Linked DNA regions of Mus musculus: region 2 is linked to region 1. The links are chromatin loops, found by intact Hi-C in ENCODE. Cell type or tissue: heart. All regions are shown on one strand.

Region 1 (8,000 bases):
GGATTGCCTTGGCCCTGAGAAGAGCTGCAAAGGAGAGACACAAACCAGGGTCCCAGTAGATGAATAAAGTTTGGGACACTCACACAAAACAAAGGTTTTCAATGGGGGAACTGGGGGTGTGACTCATTGGTAGCATGGTCCAACTTGTCTAGCATCCATGAGGCACTGGGTTTGATTCCCAGCAACACATAGAACAGGCGTAATAGTGCACACTTGTAACCAGCACTTAGGAGATACAGGATCAGGTTCAAGGCCAGCCGAGGCTACTTAGTGAATTCAAGGCCACCCTGGTTACATGAGTGCATTTGAAAGACAGACAGAAGGAAGAAAGGGAGAGGGAAGGAAGGAGAGAGAGAATATTTAAAATATCCTACATATAACTGGACCCCGGAACTTGTCTAGCTGCAGTATAATGACCAGTGTAGAGGTCTGTCTCTCTGGTGAGGCTGTGAGCTGCTCACATGACCTAACAGGTGGTCGGCAGACATGATCAGCTGGGTTTTGGCCTCTGTGTGGAAGACATTTTCATAAAACCCCAGACCTTAGAGGTCATCTCATACAACACACAGGGAACCTGCATCCAGAGATCACTACTGTGAGGAAAGGTAGCCCAGGAGAACACAAAGACTAAAGCCACAAAGACCTAGGAAAAGCCAGCCCCCTGCCTGCAGGCCTCCATCACTCTGAGGCTCTTAGCCTGTGTCACCAACCACTTGGAACAAACTGTTCATAACTCAGCTTCCTCATTCTTTACCCCAGGTCGGAGGACAAGCCTCACCTCGGCTCTGCATCAGGTCATGGTGACCACCTCCTCCACACACTGCCACAAACCCAGCCTTTTGTATGGCACAAAGAGCTTGCTGGGGAGCTCTTAATATGGGGCTGAGGAGCAAGCGAAAGGAAGCGCTTGGAAACAGAGGAGATGGCCCTTGTTTTGCCTGCTGCAGAGACCTGGCACTAGGAAGCCTTAGTAGCAGGCCTTAATCACCAGCCTCTGCCGCGGTCCCTTGTTTCTTCAGAAGCAGGAAACACGTAGGGCCTTATGAGGCTACCTGAGCCAGGCATGAGAGAGCAAGGCTATGTAGCTCAGGGGAGTGGCAGACCGACTCCACCACTGCCTGCGGAGGACTGGCTGCTTCCTTACAGGTGAACTCAGAGTGGGAGAAAATGTTTCAGGAATTCAGGATGAGCAAATGTCTGCATGCACAGAGACCATGGAAAGAAAAGAAAGAGATTTGGCAGAGGAAGATAGAGCCAAGCGCTTTATCTTGAAAGAGATAGAAGACAGCGAGAGATGGAAGTTAAGAACTTAATGAACTTGGGCGAAGGGAATAGATAGGTTTCTATAATCAATTAGAGTTGCCAAGGCATGTGAGGCCATGAGGATTTTGAAAGGTTACTAGAATGCCCTAGACTTCATCACTAACAACTGCAAACCCTTTGCTTTCATCCCCCAAACTTTGGTCACCTGAGACCTAAATCCACAACCCCCAACCACTCAGTTGTCAGCAGTCCGAGATTTTGTAATCTTATCTAAATAAAAGTTAAAATGAAGGCCCAAACCCTCTGAGGTTCCTCTTCCCATGTAGACGCCAGTGAAATCTCTCCACAAAACCACCAACCCTCTGCTCCATCATCCACACTTCACCATCTGCCTCTGCCTCTCAGCTCACCAGCAGCTACTTTGCCACAGTGAGGCTATCTTTCCATAGCCCACCCTTGCACAAGCTGGCCCTTCTCTCCCGACTCTAGACTCGCCTTTCTCTTAAAGCCTGCCCAACCCACCTCCCACAGCTCCCCGGAGACATTGTTGTTTCTGGAGAGTGAACTTCCTTTGAGTCATCTGGTCGACACCTCTGCTTCATACACAGGGGCTACTCAGTATGCTTTCCGCAGGAAGGGTGGGGTGGCTTGGTGGGTATTAGGTCAATTGGTGGGGAGATCTGACGCTAACATGTCCTGAAGTGTAAGGAGTGGGAAAGGTGGAGAGACCAGTCTTCTGGGGACATCCGGAGCTCAGAAGCAGCCGACGCTACCAGAAGCACTGGCAAGGGCAGGAGACAGGGCAAGAAGAAACTCAAAGGGACCTGCAGAGATCACTTGCCTGGGTCAGGATCAGTGCAAAGACTTGGGACTCCTGCTTCTGGATCTCAGGTCTGAGGCACAGGCTCTATGAGCATCTCTGTTCCTTTACCCTTTCCAGTCCCTTCCTCACTTCCCAAGCTGCTGTGAAAGGGGACTGTGGCAAAGAATTTGCCTTTGTTCTAAAAAGTCTACCCACAGCTAAACTGAAGGCTTTTGGACTAATAACGTTGGTGGAAATTTCAAGACAGCCTAGTATTAATTAGGTCACGTGGTTATTAGTAAACAGCCTTATATCTTAGAAAGCCTTATCTATAAGAAAGGGAGTAAGCTGGACAAAGAGAAATACACAATGTGCAATCTGAGGAGAAAGGTGGGCATCGGGGAATGTAATGGATCTAACCCAGTGCTCCGAGAAATGGAAGGTTTAAAAAGAAGCCAGAGGCTGTTTGCAGAAAGCAATGGGAATGCAACTGGTGCCAAGGAGAGACAAGCAGGAAGCGCTAGAAATGGAAGCCTCCCGAAGGGAAAACCTTGCTGGAGTTTATGGGGAATGCGCTAATTGACACATATGTAACAGTGTTCAAATTCTGGCTTAGGAGAACTATGGGGGGGGGGGGCGCATGAGCGCGCTCACGCTCTCACCGGGCACCACGCAGAATCACTCATCAAAAAGTGATTGTCAAGAAGCTGGATGGTGGGCTCTGCATCCGTAGTTCTCCAGGCCACAGCTCAGCACATGCCTGGAGCTGTAAAGAAAGCTTACAGTTGCACAAGAATGGGCCGTGGGTGGAGAACGTACCCATGAGGATGTGCCGGTGACGACCATCAGTTTCCGCTAAGCCAATGACTGTCAACTGTTGCTGGGGTAAGAGCATATCAGCTTCTCTAATGGCCACGGAGGGATGACTCGGTGGGAAGGAGTTAAGAGGGAAAGGAAGGGGTTCCCAGGGCATAATGAGGGTGAATATACTCACAATGCATTGTATATGTGTATGAAACTATCAAGAAAGAGAAAAGGGAAGGCCTGGTGGAGTTAGGAGAGAGGAAGAAAGAGTCTTGTTATACACCCAGTCAGCCACTAGAGGGCGATGCTTCCTCGTGAAACATTTCACCAGCTCAAGGGCATACAAGGATAAGAAAAACCACATTCCATGCACGCAAAATATGCTTTCTTGGGCGTGGATGGATTCCACAGCATATTACCTATAAAATTTTCTCCTTATCTTGTACTTCTGTAATGGTAATGTGATACCTCAGCGAGACGGCATCTTAGAACCAGTTTTACTGCCATCCTAATCTCAGGCATCAGATAAACACTTCGGAGGCCATGGGCTGTGATGAAACGTAGCACAAAGTAAAGAAACGGAAAAGCAAATTCTGCCTACATTAGGCTCCACCAAATCTGGAATCTTAGAACACTGAGGCATAATCTCAAAAAGTGTTAAGGTTTCATTATGTGTGTGTGTGTGTGTGTGTGTGTGTGTGTGTGTGTGTAGGTATGCACATGCCATAGCACGAATGTGGAGATCAGAAGACAACCTTGGGGAGTCACTGCTTTCCACCCTGTGACAGCAGGGTCTCTCTCATTTCTGCTGCTGTGCAGACCACTGGCTTCCGGCTGGTTCTCTTGTCTCTGCTTCCATCTCAAAGGAGTCCTAGCTCCACGCCACCACATCGGGCTCTTTATGTGGATTCCTAGGGTCAGACTCAGGTTGTCAGGCGTTGGGGCCAGCACTTTTACCCTCTGAGCCACCTCCTAGGCCCACTGAGCCACCTCCCAGGCACCATTAAGAATCTTATTCTGTGTTTTCATTTCAGTGACAATCTAAGACCTTTTATTTTTAACACTCAGGGTCAAGCAGATATCTACCTTCAAATGCAATCTAGTTCCTGAGTCTGAGACAATCCTGCTGTGCACCCCAGTGAGCAATGACAGTCACCTCCTGAGCCTTGAGAACAATGGTTCACGTAGAGGAGGCCCCCAAGCCAGCATGACTGTCTAGACGCCAGCATGGCAAACTATAAAGGGGTACCAATCCCATAAAGTGAATATCTCTGCCTGAGGCTTATTGGGTTTAGTTTTGTTTTTGCCTTTAGATTAATGAGGCTTATTTTAAAGCTATATTCATGTCTTTTGGAGTAGATGTGGCCTTGTTAGAGAAAGTGTGTCATAGGGCTGGGCTTTGGGGTTTTAAAAGCTAAAGCCAGGCCCAGTGTCTCTCTCTCTTCCTGCTGCCTTTGGATCCAATGTAGAACTCTCAGCCACCATGGTTTCTGCCATGAGGAAAAGGACTGAGCCTCAGAAACTGTAAGCCAGCCCCAGTGAAATGGTTTCCTTTGTAAGAGTTGCTGTGTGCCTGGTGTCTCTTCACAGCAACAGAACACTGACTAAGACAAAGAGTAAAATATAAGCAAAAAAAAAACAAAACAAAACAAAACCACGTTTAAAGAGTAATGGAGAATGGGGGTGACAAGGTCTTGGAGCTGAAGAACAACAAAAGACTAAAGAGATGCAAACCTAGCCACAGTGGCAGCTGTGTGAAAGAGCAGGTGTGATGTCTATTATTTAGAAAACAAGAGACAGGAAGACAAGGAGGAGGAGAACAAAGGCCAGGCCATAATTTTGTTGGGTAATGTAGGTATTAAGGAAAATTAGACCCCACCTGCATTCAAAAGTTGTTATAATTAATGAAGACCATAGAACAAGATTAGAATCAAATAAAGTCAAATTTTGATTCTTTCAGTTTCTCCTCACCACATAGATTGATTTCTAAACTAATTCTAAATTCATCCTAATCTTGCCACCACAAATTATATTCTAATGTAGTGGCGTTTGTTTGTTTGTTTGTTTGTTTGTTTGTTTGTTTGTTTGTTTATTGTGTGCATACACATAATGTGTATGTGGGCACGAATGTCATTGTGTGCGTGTGTGTCTGTATGTGTGTGTGTCTGTGCATCTGTGTGTGTATGTGTGTGTCTTTGTATGTGTCTCTGTGTGTGTGTGTCTCTGTGTGTGTGTGTCTCTGTGTGTGTGTGTGTCTCTGTGTGTGTCTCTGTGTGTGTGTGTGTGTGTGTGTGTGTGTGTGTGTGTGTGTGTAGTTGGCTCTGTTTTGCCCTCTTCCTATGAGTTCAGGGGATGTAACTCTTGTTGCCAGGCTTACCCAGCATACACCTTCACCCACTGAGCTGTCACCTCATCCCCAACACAGTAGTTTTCTGGAGCTAAAATATAAGTACATTAATGTAGTGATTTTAAATAAGATTAAGAATTTTTGGTGAAAAATGGACTTCACTGGTTTTTTTTCCCTACTTAAATGGCTTAAGATATTGACTTTCCAATTTTTGAAAGAAACAGACTTTTTTTTCTGTCTTTAAGTTCTCTGCTGATTTTTGCAGGCTCCTCTGGGTTCTATAATTATTATGAAACAATGTGATATTATGAAACAATGCGATGCAAATAACACAGATATTTCACCAGACCGCTCAACTTGAATGTGAATCAATTGTTAGCTACTGACTCAGTACAATTCATGGGGAAAGAACAGAAAGCCCTACTGCGTGAGCCTAGTTGACCCCAAAGAGACCCTATGAGTAACTTATGTTTCTCATGATCACAAAATTTCATTGCAGGAGGTTGAGAGAGTGGGCCTAGGGATCCCGGGGTGGACCAGGCAGGGCGCCCCACACAAGTGCTGAACCTGAGTGTGAACACACAGAGTGTGAACACACACACAGACACACAGCAGCGATGGTTCTGCTGCCCGTGCAGGAAACAGCTCAGCGCACACAGCCATGAATGTGCTCAGGAGCATGAAGGTCTCCAAGTACAAGTTCATGTAAGGAGCCGAAGAGGGGAAATGTAGCTTAGAGTCACGGTCTGCCAACAATTTTGCTCATTAATTTCCTCAAAGATTTTTAAGGAGGAAGGGCATGTTCTTACATTTTAAGTCACTATCTGAAATCTTTCCAAATTTGATTACTTACAAGAATTTATATGCCATTAGGAGTCCCATTTTGTATACCACCCCCTCCAAAAACAATGTAAAAGTGAATGTAATTTCTGTAGAATTCATGTTTTGAAATAAACTGTTCTGTTCTAAGTGCCCAGTGAATTCTAAACACCAAAGGCCCTGACATCCACAAAATAAAGTCTGAAGAAATTCCTCCTAAACAGAGAACTTATTTTCCTTCCCCCCTCCCCCATTAACCCTCACTTCCACTTCCTGGAACCCCTCCTCCCATAGATTTGTATCTTGGGTTTTTTTAATACTTATTTTCCTTTTAAGTATGTGTACGTGTCTGTGTCTGTGTCAGTGTCTGTGTGGGGACAGTGCACATGAGTACAGGTTCCCTAGGAGACCAGAAGCACTGGGTCCTCTGGAGCTAAAGTTACTGGGGATTGCAGCTACCCAGCATGGTTGCCGAGAGCCAAACTCAGGACCTCTGGAAGAATAGTACATATTCTTAACCATTGAGCCATTTCTCTAGCCCCCATATCTTGGGTTTTAAGCACATTATAAGTATGAATTTCTACAACAAAAAGCTATCAGTCTTACCTTTAATTTCCTGTGTCCCTGGGCTGTATTAACTTTCTTCTCAGACTGAGAGATTATTACATTACCTCGGAACTGACACAATGAACAGCTGTTGGGATTTAATAACCGTTACACAGAAATGCAATGGATTGTAAACACCACGAGATGTTTAGCTTCCTCGAAGCTTAGGGCTCTCCTTAGCATATACTCTTAAATAGGTGCTGTAGATGCCAGACTGGGGGAAGCTGCAACATTACTGTGTCCCTGTCTTCTCTAACATAGGCACTAAGGGATGGTGTTCATATAAACACAGAATATTAATTCAAAGAAAGCTCAGATTTTCTAACTCCTTTAATGAATGCCAAAAAAAAAAAAAAAAAAGATGATGAAAGGCACCTGGATGTTACACAAAGAGTAAGAACTTCAATTTCCCAGGGCCTGTTGGCAGGTCATGAGAGCCATTCATTTTCTCAGCAGAAAAGACACCAAGGTCAGGAAGTTCTCTGAGTCTGGGACAATGTACCAATAAGGTCAGGGATAAATGAGCTCATATAGTTTTAGTTCAAAGATAGACAAAGGATTCTGTGAAAGGGGGAAGGAGGACTCGCAGAAAGCTGTTAGACTCTGGGAAGCTGTTAGACATCCATACACATCAGTGAAGAAGGAAATGAGAAATCTTTCCACGTCTCACAGTGGGGTGACCCCTAGAACCTGTCGTTAAGTGAAGATTAGGAATGAACATGCAATAGGACATGGAATATTAGAATTCTCCTCAGTGGGGATTACTTATATACATACATACGTAGAGCATCTGAGGTACACCGTGCTTAGTACCAAGGAGAAAATGGCACAAGCCAAAATAGAGAAATGGTTTAGATACTATACCAAGGGCATGATCTGACTCATAAGAGGAAACTGATACACTGGACTCCAAAACATCTAAATTTTAGTTATTTATGACAACACTATCAAGGGAATGGGGGAAAGATAGGCCATGGAATGCAAAGCCATGTGTTCAAGTGACACATCTGATAACGGACAGTTCTCAAACATGTAACAGGAGATGACAGACCAGCAGTTGCCTCCTGTGATGTGAATGAACGGATAGAGATAAATACGAGACCCTAGAGGAGACTGGAAGAGCATCACAAATCAGAGATAGGACTGCTAAAGAGTAGAGACAGTGGGCAGCCCACAGAGAAGCAAGCAGCGCTCAGCTCCCCCAGGCAGCGCGCAATGCCCTGTGCCAGCTCCAACTGTAGGGTGGGGAGTGGAGTCTAATCCACGGGGTTAGCCAGACAGCCCTGGTAGGAAGAGAGTGACTGACCCACTAACAGGTCATGTGGGCAGGGGCGAGGGGTTCATTTAATCATATCGTAT
Region 2 (8,000 bases), 230 kb after region 1:
GTCTTCAGACACATCAGAAGAGGGCATCGGATTCTATTACACAGATGGTTGTGAGCCACCATGTGGTTGCTGGGAATTGAACTCAGGACCTTTTAAAGAGCACTCAGTGCTCTTAACCGCTGAGCAATCTCTGCAGCCCCGTGATACCCTATCTCAACAAGACAGAAACTACACCGCTGGTAAAAGAGGCCTAAGGGCTGTGAGATGTCTCAGTGGATAAAGGCACTGTCAATGTCCTAAATTCAATGACAGGACCCACATGGTGGAAAGAGAAAATTACATCCTGACTCCACAAGTTGTCCCTGACTTGCAGCACACAGAGAGGGGGTGGAGAATTAGCACAAGAGAAAGAAGTCTGTTGCAGTCAAAGGAGCTGAAAGGAGTTGGAGATGTGAAGAGTGCTCTGCCGTCAGACACGGAGAGGCAGACTGGAGTGGGTCTGCTGTGGTCCAGCATTTCCTCTCTCTGCCCCCTTCCCTCTCTTTTGGAAGGGAAATGTATAACCTGCGCCATTGTCTGTTATACATGTGAACTGCTTCTTGATTCTGATTTTACAGGGGGTTATAGTTAAGAGAGCACCTTGAATCTCCAAAAAGATATTGAACTTTGGACTTTACTTTTAAAGTGTTGAGTCCGTGACAGACTGTGGACTTTTGAAGTTGGACTGAATGCATTTTTGCATTATGACATGGTTACAAACCTATGGGGGTCAGGGAGTAGAATGGTGATTTTAATAAGAAGTGTTCCCCATAAACTCTTATGTTGGAATGCTTAGACATCAGGGGGTCTACTTGGCACTACTTGGGAGAGATTAGCAAAGGTGGTCTTGTTGGGGAAAGTTTGCCTTTGGGGATGGGCTTTGAGGTTTCAAAGGCCCAAGCCAAGCCCAGTGTCTGTCTGTCTGTCTGTCTGTCTGTCTGTCTGTCTGTCTCCTGCCAGAACAGCAGAACTCCAGTTCTACCACTCAGTAGAACTCTCAGCTCCTTCTCCTGCACAATGTCAGCCAACACCATGTCATGCTTCCCACATGATGATAATGGACGGAACCTGCTTTCTTTTCTAAGAGTTGCCTCAGTCACGGTGTCTCTTCACAGCAATGGAACACTGACTAGGGTGGGAACTCAGGTATTTCTGGGAGCTAATTCAGGAGTGACCAGTAACACTCCCAGCTTGCTCCTGGATTCTGTACCTCTTCTTTGACTGTGCCAAACTCGGGATCCAGTGCTTTGAAGTGGTATCGGTGATTCCCTTCCCGATCAATAGCTGCTTTAAAATCCTTCAGTGTCACCTCCCCCAACCTGTAATAGAGGAGAGTGTACCAAAATAGTTTGTCAATTGATAGGCTGGGAAGGTAGTGTGTTAGTTTAAAATCCAGGTCCCAACAAAAGTCAACAGGCAGAAATAGCATGGCTTTGATACTAGGTCACGGCCCTTGATAACCAAGATAAAATAAAAGTTGGGCAACCAGTCAACACTAGGAATGAGCATGGCATTACACATCAGGTGATCCAAGAACTCAAATTCATTGCTTTTGCTGTTTTTAACCTAGAAAATAAAGTATTCAAAATAAAATTAAATAACTACTAATATTACTAAGTTTTCTCAGTTTTTCTCCTGACATAGTGGCCTAGTTTTCTTAGGCTGATAAAATTAAATCCATCAGTTTGTTTGTTTGTTTGTTTTGTTTTGTTTTGACAGGGTCTCACTCTGTAGGCCAAGCTTGCGTTGGCTTTGCTACACAGCGTAGGAAGACTTCAAATTCACCATCATGTTTCAGGGCCCCAGCTGACAGACTACATGTAAGTGCCTCTCAGCATTCCTCTGTGTTTGGAAAATACAGAAACGCCCTGTGGTGGCGCATGCCTCTAACCCCAGCACTATGGAGGCAGCAGTGAGCAGATCTCTGAGTTCAAAAGCATCCTGGACTACAGAATAAGTTTCAGGACAGCCAGGACTACACAGAGAAACCCTGTCATGGAAAACAACACCCCTCCCCCAAAGAAAACAATACAAAACAAAAATAAAAACCCTCACTTTTATCTAGTCCAAATAAGCAGACTCTAAGAGAGGAGAAACCCTAGGAAGCTCCCTTGGTAGTTGGCCAGGGTTTATTTTATTTATAAACCAGAGCCTTAAGCAATACGAGGCAAGCACGCTGTCAGTGAGCTCCATCCCTGGCCCCACGCAGCATCTTTATTCTGTACTGAGATGAACTTCTGGGACATTCTCCACACAAATCCTTACAGGTATGACTTGCCGTCACCCTTGAGTAGTAAACACCCACGAGTGGGGCCCAGGAGCTCAGGCTAGAGGTCATGGCTACCAGAAGGGGCTATTTTGAATACTTAAAAGAACAAGTTTTTCCAAACTTGTATAGCTATCAGAACAAGAAGCACAATTATTTTTCCTGTGGGCCTGGGTATGGTGGTGCATGCCTTAATCTCAACACTTGGGAGGCAGGGGCAGGTGGATCTCTGTGAGCACAGGCCACCCAGAGCTACACAGTGAGACCCTGTCTCAAAACACTAAAACAAAACAAACAACTCAAAACAACATACAGTGCTTATTCCTGTGCCTAGCAATACCTCCTGCTTGTCCACTATAATGTCACTGGTTGCTGGGTGTGGTGGTGGATGACTTTAACCTCAGCACTCAGGATGCAAGGCAGGAGGGAGTTATTAGCTGGAGGGAGGCCAGCCTGGTCTACATAAAGAGTTCAAAACCAGCCAAGGCTACATAGTAATACTTTGTCTCCAACAACACCACCAAAACCAAAATACAAACAAACAAAAAACCAACAAAAACCCAAACAAACAAACAAAACCCTGGTAAGCAGGAGGCAGAATCTCTAAGTCCTGGGCTCTGGTTTCCATACAAGCTGGCTTTCAAACACCTTCAGCTGCTCATCAGGCTGTTACTGAGGACTCTGCTTCTGTTCGGTTTGTCTTTTACAGTGAAGGAATGGCATGGACGTCTCACCTCTTTGGAATATTGACCATGAAGGGCGTGAGCGAGCGGTCGGTGAAATAGAGCACCTTAGTGCAGGTGCTGCTGACGGCTGGGGAACTCTGGGAGTGAGGCAACGCTGCAAGCAGAGACAGAGTTAGAGCGTTCCATCCCATCCAAATTCCTCCCTTCCTTTACTCAAAATGTCTCAGGAGGCTGAAGCTGCCCGAGGTCACAGCTCCTCCATCAGCCTTGCCAAAGCACCATGTTCCCAGAGCATGGCTCATGATCGTCACGAGGGCAAGAGGTGCCTCGGGCATGAGCATCATCGTGGGCCCCATTTCTCATTCAATCCAGGGATTTCTGTCAGAGGAACGCCACCTGCTCTGACAGCACTGTTACTAAAGGTCAAGAGGTCAGAGAATGTTGCCTGGCTGGATTTCAGGCGACTGAGTAGACACCCAGTAGGACCTGCAAACTGCCTACATTCAGATTTTGAAGATTATTTGCATGATTTATAAAAAGAAAGAATAATGGGGGGAAAAAAACCCAGGGAAAATGTACTATCAAAGTTCCCAAGTACTATCCCAAGGGCCTACAAAGGTGTGGTCCTGTGCTGTGCTTGGGGTTGCTGTTGTTGCTGTTGTTGTTTTGAGACACAGTCTCACTATGCAGACCCGTCTGGCTTAGAACTCATGAGAACCCAACAGATCTTGAACTCACAGAGATCTATCTGCCTAACTCTGTCTCCTGAGTGCTGGGATTAAAACTGTAGGCCACTCACCACACCTAGCCTACATTTACTTTAGTGTGGGCCTGCGTGGAGAACAAAGGACAGATCTGAGGGGTCAGTTCTCTCCTTCCACCCTGCTGGATCAAGGGCTAAACTCAGACAGTCAGGCCTGGCAGTAAGTGCCTTTACCCACTGAGCCAGCCTGCCAGACCCTCAAGCACTCTACTGGGTGATACAGATGGTTCCGGTAACACCCATCCAGTCACCAAACAGGAGCTGTACTGGTAATGGATATGTGGAGAACAGTCAGACCAAACAGCAAACGCATGTACAATCTCACCATGCTTCCCGGCACCTGTGCATTGTCAACCTCACCTTCTAAACCACAACTTAGAGTCAACAGCTGTCAGAGAAGGAGGAAGAGAGAGGAGGAAGGAGGAAGAGGAGGAGGAAGAGGAGGGAGGGGAACTTCCAGGAAAAATATGTATGCCAAACCCAAAATACCTTCATAGGAAAGGAATCTTGTACTTTGTTGTTTGTATTATTACTTTGAAAAATGCTCTTTTGCTATTAAGCTTCTCTGTGTATATGAAAATATATGAGCTTTTGAATTTATAAATGCCTTAATATCCAATAAAGCATCAGGAGAGACTAGAGAGGTGAATCGTCTCTGGCAAGAGACCTGAGTTCCCATTACCCACACTGTCCTGTTCCAGGGCTTCTGGTGCCCTCTTCTGGCCTCTAGAGGCACTGTACGTATGGTGTATACACATGCATTAAAAAGAAAACAAGGAAATCTTAAAAGATAGAGTTGGACACGGTGAGTTGGACACGGTGGTGCACACCTTTAATCCCAGCACTTGGGAGGCAGGAAGAGGTAGACCCCAAGCCAGCCAGGGCTACATAGTGAGACCTTGTCTCAAACAACAAAACGGAACTAGAGAACTAAAGATTTGCTGAAAGGACCCTGATATAGCTGTCTCTTGTGAGACTATGCCAGGGCCTAGCAAACACAGAAGTGGATGCTCACAGTCAGCTATTGAATGGAGCACAGGGCCCCCAATGGAGGAGGTAGAGAAAGTACACAAGGAGCTAAAGGGATCTGCAACCCTATAGGTGGAACAACATTATGAACTAACCAGTAACCCGGAGCTCTTGTCTCTAGCTACATATGTATCAAAAGATGGCCTAATAGGCCATCACTTGAAAGAGAGGCCCATTGGACTTGCAAACTTTATATGCCCCAGTACAGGGGAACGCCAGGGCCAAAAAGGGGGAATGGGTGGGTAGGGGAGTGGGGGTGGGTGGGTATGGGGGACTTTTGTTATAGCATTGGAAATGTAAATGAGCTACATACCCAATAAAAAATGAAAAAAAAAAGAATAAAAGTGAGTCTTGCACCAGGCCTCATATACAGCAAGTTCTAGGCCAGCCAGAGCTACATAGTGAGGCCTTTTGAAAGAAAGAAAGAAAGAAAGAAAGAAAGAAAGAAAGAAAGAAAGAAAGAAAGAAAAGAGAAGAAAAGAAAAGAAAAGAAAAGAAAAGAAAAGAAAAGAAAGCTAGCTAGCTTGATGTCATTCCCATTTTAGGAACGTTAGACTCCGTTCTTCAGTGTCATGGGGAGTAAGTACTCAGAGGGACTGCCCCCGTGAAGGGACCAGCCATGTCCTATAATCCTTCTAGAACCTTCTTTAAACTTCTAGATTCCTAGCATGTTCCAGTCCCAAAGGAGGGTGAGACACAAGGATCTAATTCCTAAGTTTGGGCTTTATAACTCATTTAGAAACCTGATCTGCTAAACCCAGAGGCCCTCTGAGCTCTACGGACACTGCCCTTCCAAAGTCTGTTGGATTTCCACTATGTTCTAGCTACTCATGGTGGGTGTGGCTGGATCTCCACTGTATACCAGCTGCCCCTAGTGGGTGTGGCTGGCAGTAGGGGGGCTTTCTTTGATCAGTATCTGCAGGGATGGGTCAATGGGTAAGAGCACTTACTGCTCTTGCAAAGGACCCAGGTTTGGTACCCAGCACCCATGTGGCAGCTAATAGGTGCCTGTAACTCCAGTTCCAGGGAATCCAATGCCCTCTTCTAATCTCTATGGACAATAGGCATACATGTGGTACAGACATATATATAGGCAAAAACACCTATACACATTAAGAAGCAAAAGATGTGACCAAATGTTATGTGTCTATTTTCTTTCTCTCTTGTAGACAGGGACTCAGGAAGCCCAGGCTGGCCTCCAACTTGCTGTGTAGCCAAGGATGGCCTTGAACTTCTGACCCTGCTGCCTCTACCTCTGAGATACAGGTGTGCAGGACCACAACTAGTTTATGCAATGCCAGGGATCAAATCCATGGCCCTGTGCACAAGAGGCAAGCTTTCTACCAAGTGAGCCACATTGTTAGGCCAATTTTTTTGTTTTCTCACCAAACTAGGAGTACTGGCTGGTTTTGTGTGTCAACTTGACACAGGCTGGGGTTATCACAGAGAAAGGAGCTTCAGTTGAGGAAGTACCTCCATGAGATCCAGTTGTAAGGCATTTTCTCAATTAGTGATCAAGGGGGAAAAGCCCCTTGTGGGTAGGACCATCCCTGGGCTGGTAGTCTTGGTTCTATAAGAGAGCAGGATGAGCAAGCCAGGGGAAGCAAGCCAGTAAGGAACATCCCTCCATGGCCACTGCATCAGCTTCTGCTTCCTGACCTGCCTGAGTTCCAGTACTGACTTCCTTGGTGATGAACAGCTGTATGGAAGTGTAAGCTGAATAAACCCTTTCCTCCCCAACTTGCTTCTTGGTCATGATGTTTGTGCAGGAATAGAAACCCTGACTAAGACACTAGGTTTCTCATAATTACTATTATGCTGGTCACAAACTAGCCATGAATCCGAGGCTGGCTTCAACCTCATCATCCTCCTGCCTCAGCTTCCATAGTGGCATTACAAGTGTGTGCGTGGGACAGGTTTAGCTATTCAGAAACAGTTTCTACGCTATTGCTCCCTCTTGGTGATTCCAACTGCTCCCATCTTAACCCGATGTCCTTTGATCCACTCTGCTCTGGCCCTGCTTTCCTGTCCCGTATTATTCCTCTCCTCGTGTTTAAATTTTGCATTTCAATCACCACATTTTTAAGTTTGTGGATTCCTTCAGTGGCTATGTTGAGTCTACTGAGGCCTATGCTGGAAACCGTCTTCAGATTTATCTGTGCTTTTATTTTTAACCCTTTTATTTTATTCCTTATAATTTGTCTCATTACTAAAATCCCTCATCAGCACATTTTTATCATAACAATGAATACATTAACCTGTTATTTATTTATAATTCCTGGTCTCACTTGGGTTTCACTCTGTTGACTGATCTGGTTCTTGGCAGTGGCTTTTTTTTTTTTTTTTTTTTTTTGCATAGGGGTGGGATGGGACTAGTATGCACAAACATGTTGAGGTCATGGATCAACTTGAAGAAATTAGTTCTTTTTTTTTTTTGAGGTGGACTCTCAGGGTTGTTTTGATTTGCATTTCCCTGATGATTAAGGATGCTGAACATTTTTTCAGGTGCTTCTCAGTCATTCAGTATTCCTCAGGTGAGAATTATTTGTTTAGCTCTGAGCCCCATTTTTTAATGGAGTTATTTGATTTTCTGGAGTCCACCTTCTTGAGTTCTTTATATATATTGGATATAGTCCCCTATCTGATTTAGGATAGGTAAAGATCCTTTCCCAATCTGTTGGTGGCCTTTTTGTCTTATTGACGGTGTCTTTTGCCTTGCAAGAAGTTAGTTCTTTCCTACCATGTAGGCCTAATAATTTGTTTTTGTTTTGTTTGTTTTTTTCAGAGCAAGGCCTCACTGTGTAGCACTGGCTGTCCTGGAACTTGCTCTGTAGTCCAGGCTGGCCCTGAACTTAAGAGATTTGTCTGTCTCTGTCTCTGTCTCCTGCCTTCTGGGACTAAAGGTGTGTGCCATCATGCGTCCAGCTGGCCCTCATAATTTTTTTGTGAGTGTCAGATATCAAGTGTTAAGGCAATAGATAATCCCAGTACTCAAGAGGCTAGGGCAGGAACAAGTACGACTGTCTCAGAGACAGGGGGAGAGAGAGAATGAGAGAGACATAGACAGAGACATACAGACAGAGAGGACATCTTTGGCTATGGTGTACTGTGTCTTCTGCCAGCACAGGAGTGGCAACAGCAACCTAGCTGAGGCTGGGCCGTTGGTTCTAAGGCCTGCTACCTCTCCTCACACTTGTGGGGCAGGCCCTTTGCCAAGTGAACTAGCCTTTGGGTCTGGAATCTTGTACTTAGCATAATGTGTTTTCAGACTTCATTC

Evidence for each region. Peaks named below come from ENCODE experiments on the same cell type or tissue, not always from the same donor. Only the 100,000 strongest peaks of a DNase experiment are listed, where the experiment ranks them.
Region 2: a loop joins it to region 1, with 3 times the contacts of the local background. A loop is called at or near these places in 8 of 42 quality-filtered maps.

Annotation. Positions count from the first base shown.
Region 1 is chr9:50,441,008-50,449,007 of GRCm38, forward strand. No RefSeq gene overlaps it. Among named protein-coding and RNA genes, the nearest start is that of Gm32462, 41 kb to the right of the region's middle. In heart, a CTCF peak has its summit at 3,177 (motif pointing right); no DNase peak of the experiment used is centred here; H3K27ac peaks cover 817 bases.
Region 2 is chr9:50,666,471-50,674,470 of GRCm38, forward strand. Dixdc1 (DIX domain containing 1) reads right to left here. Exons shown (of 20, transcript NM_001374656.1): 18 at 2,980-3,085; 19 at 1,190-1,298. Among named protein-coding and RNA genes, the nearest start is that of Dlat, 11 kb to the left of the region's middle. In heart, a CTCF peak has its summit at 4,411 (motif pointing left); no DNase peak of the experiment used is centred here.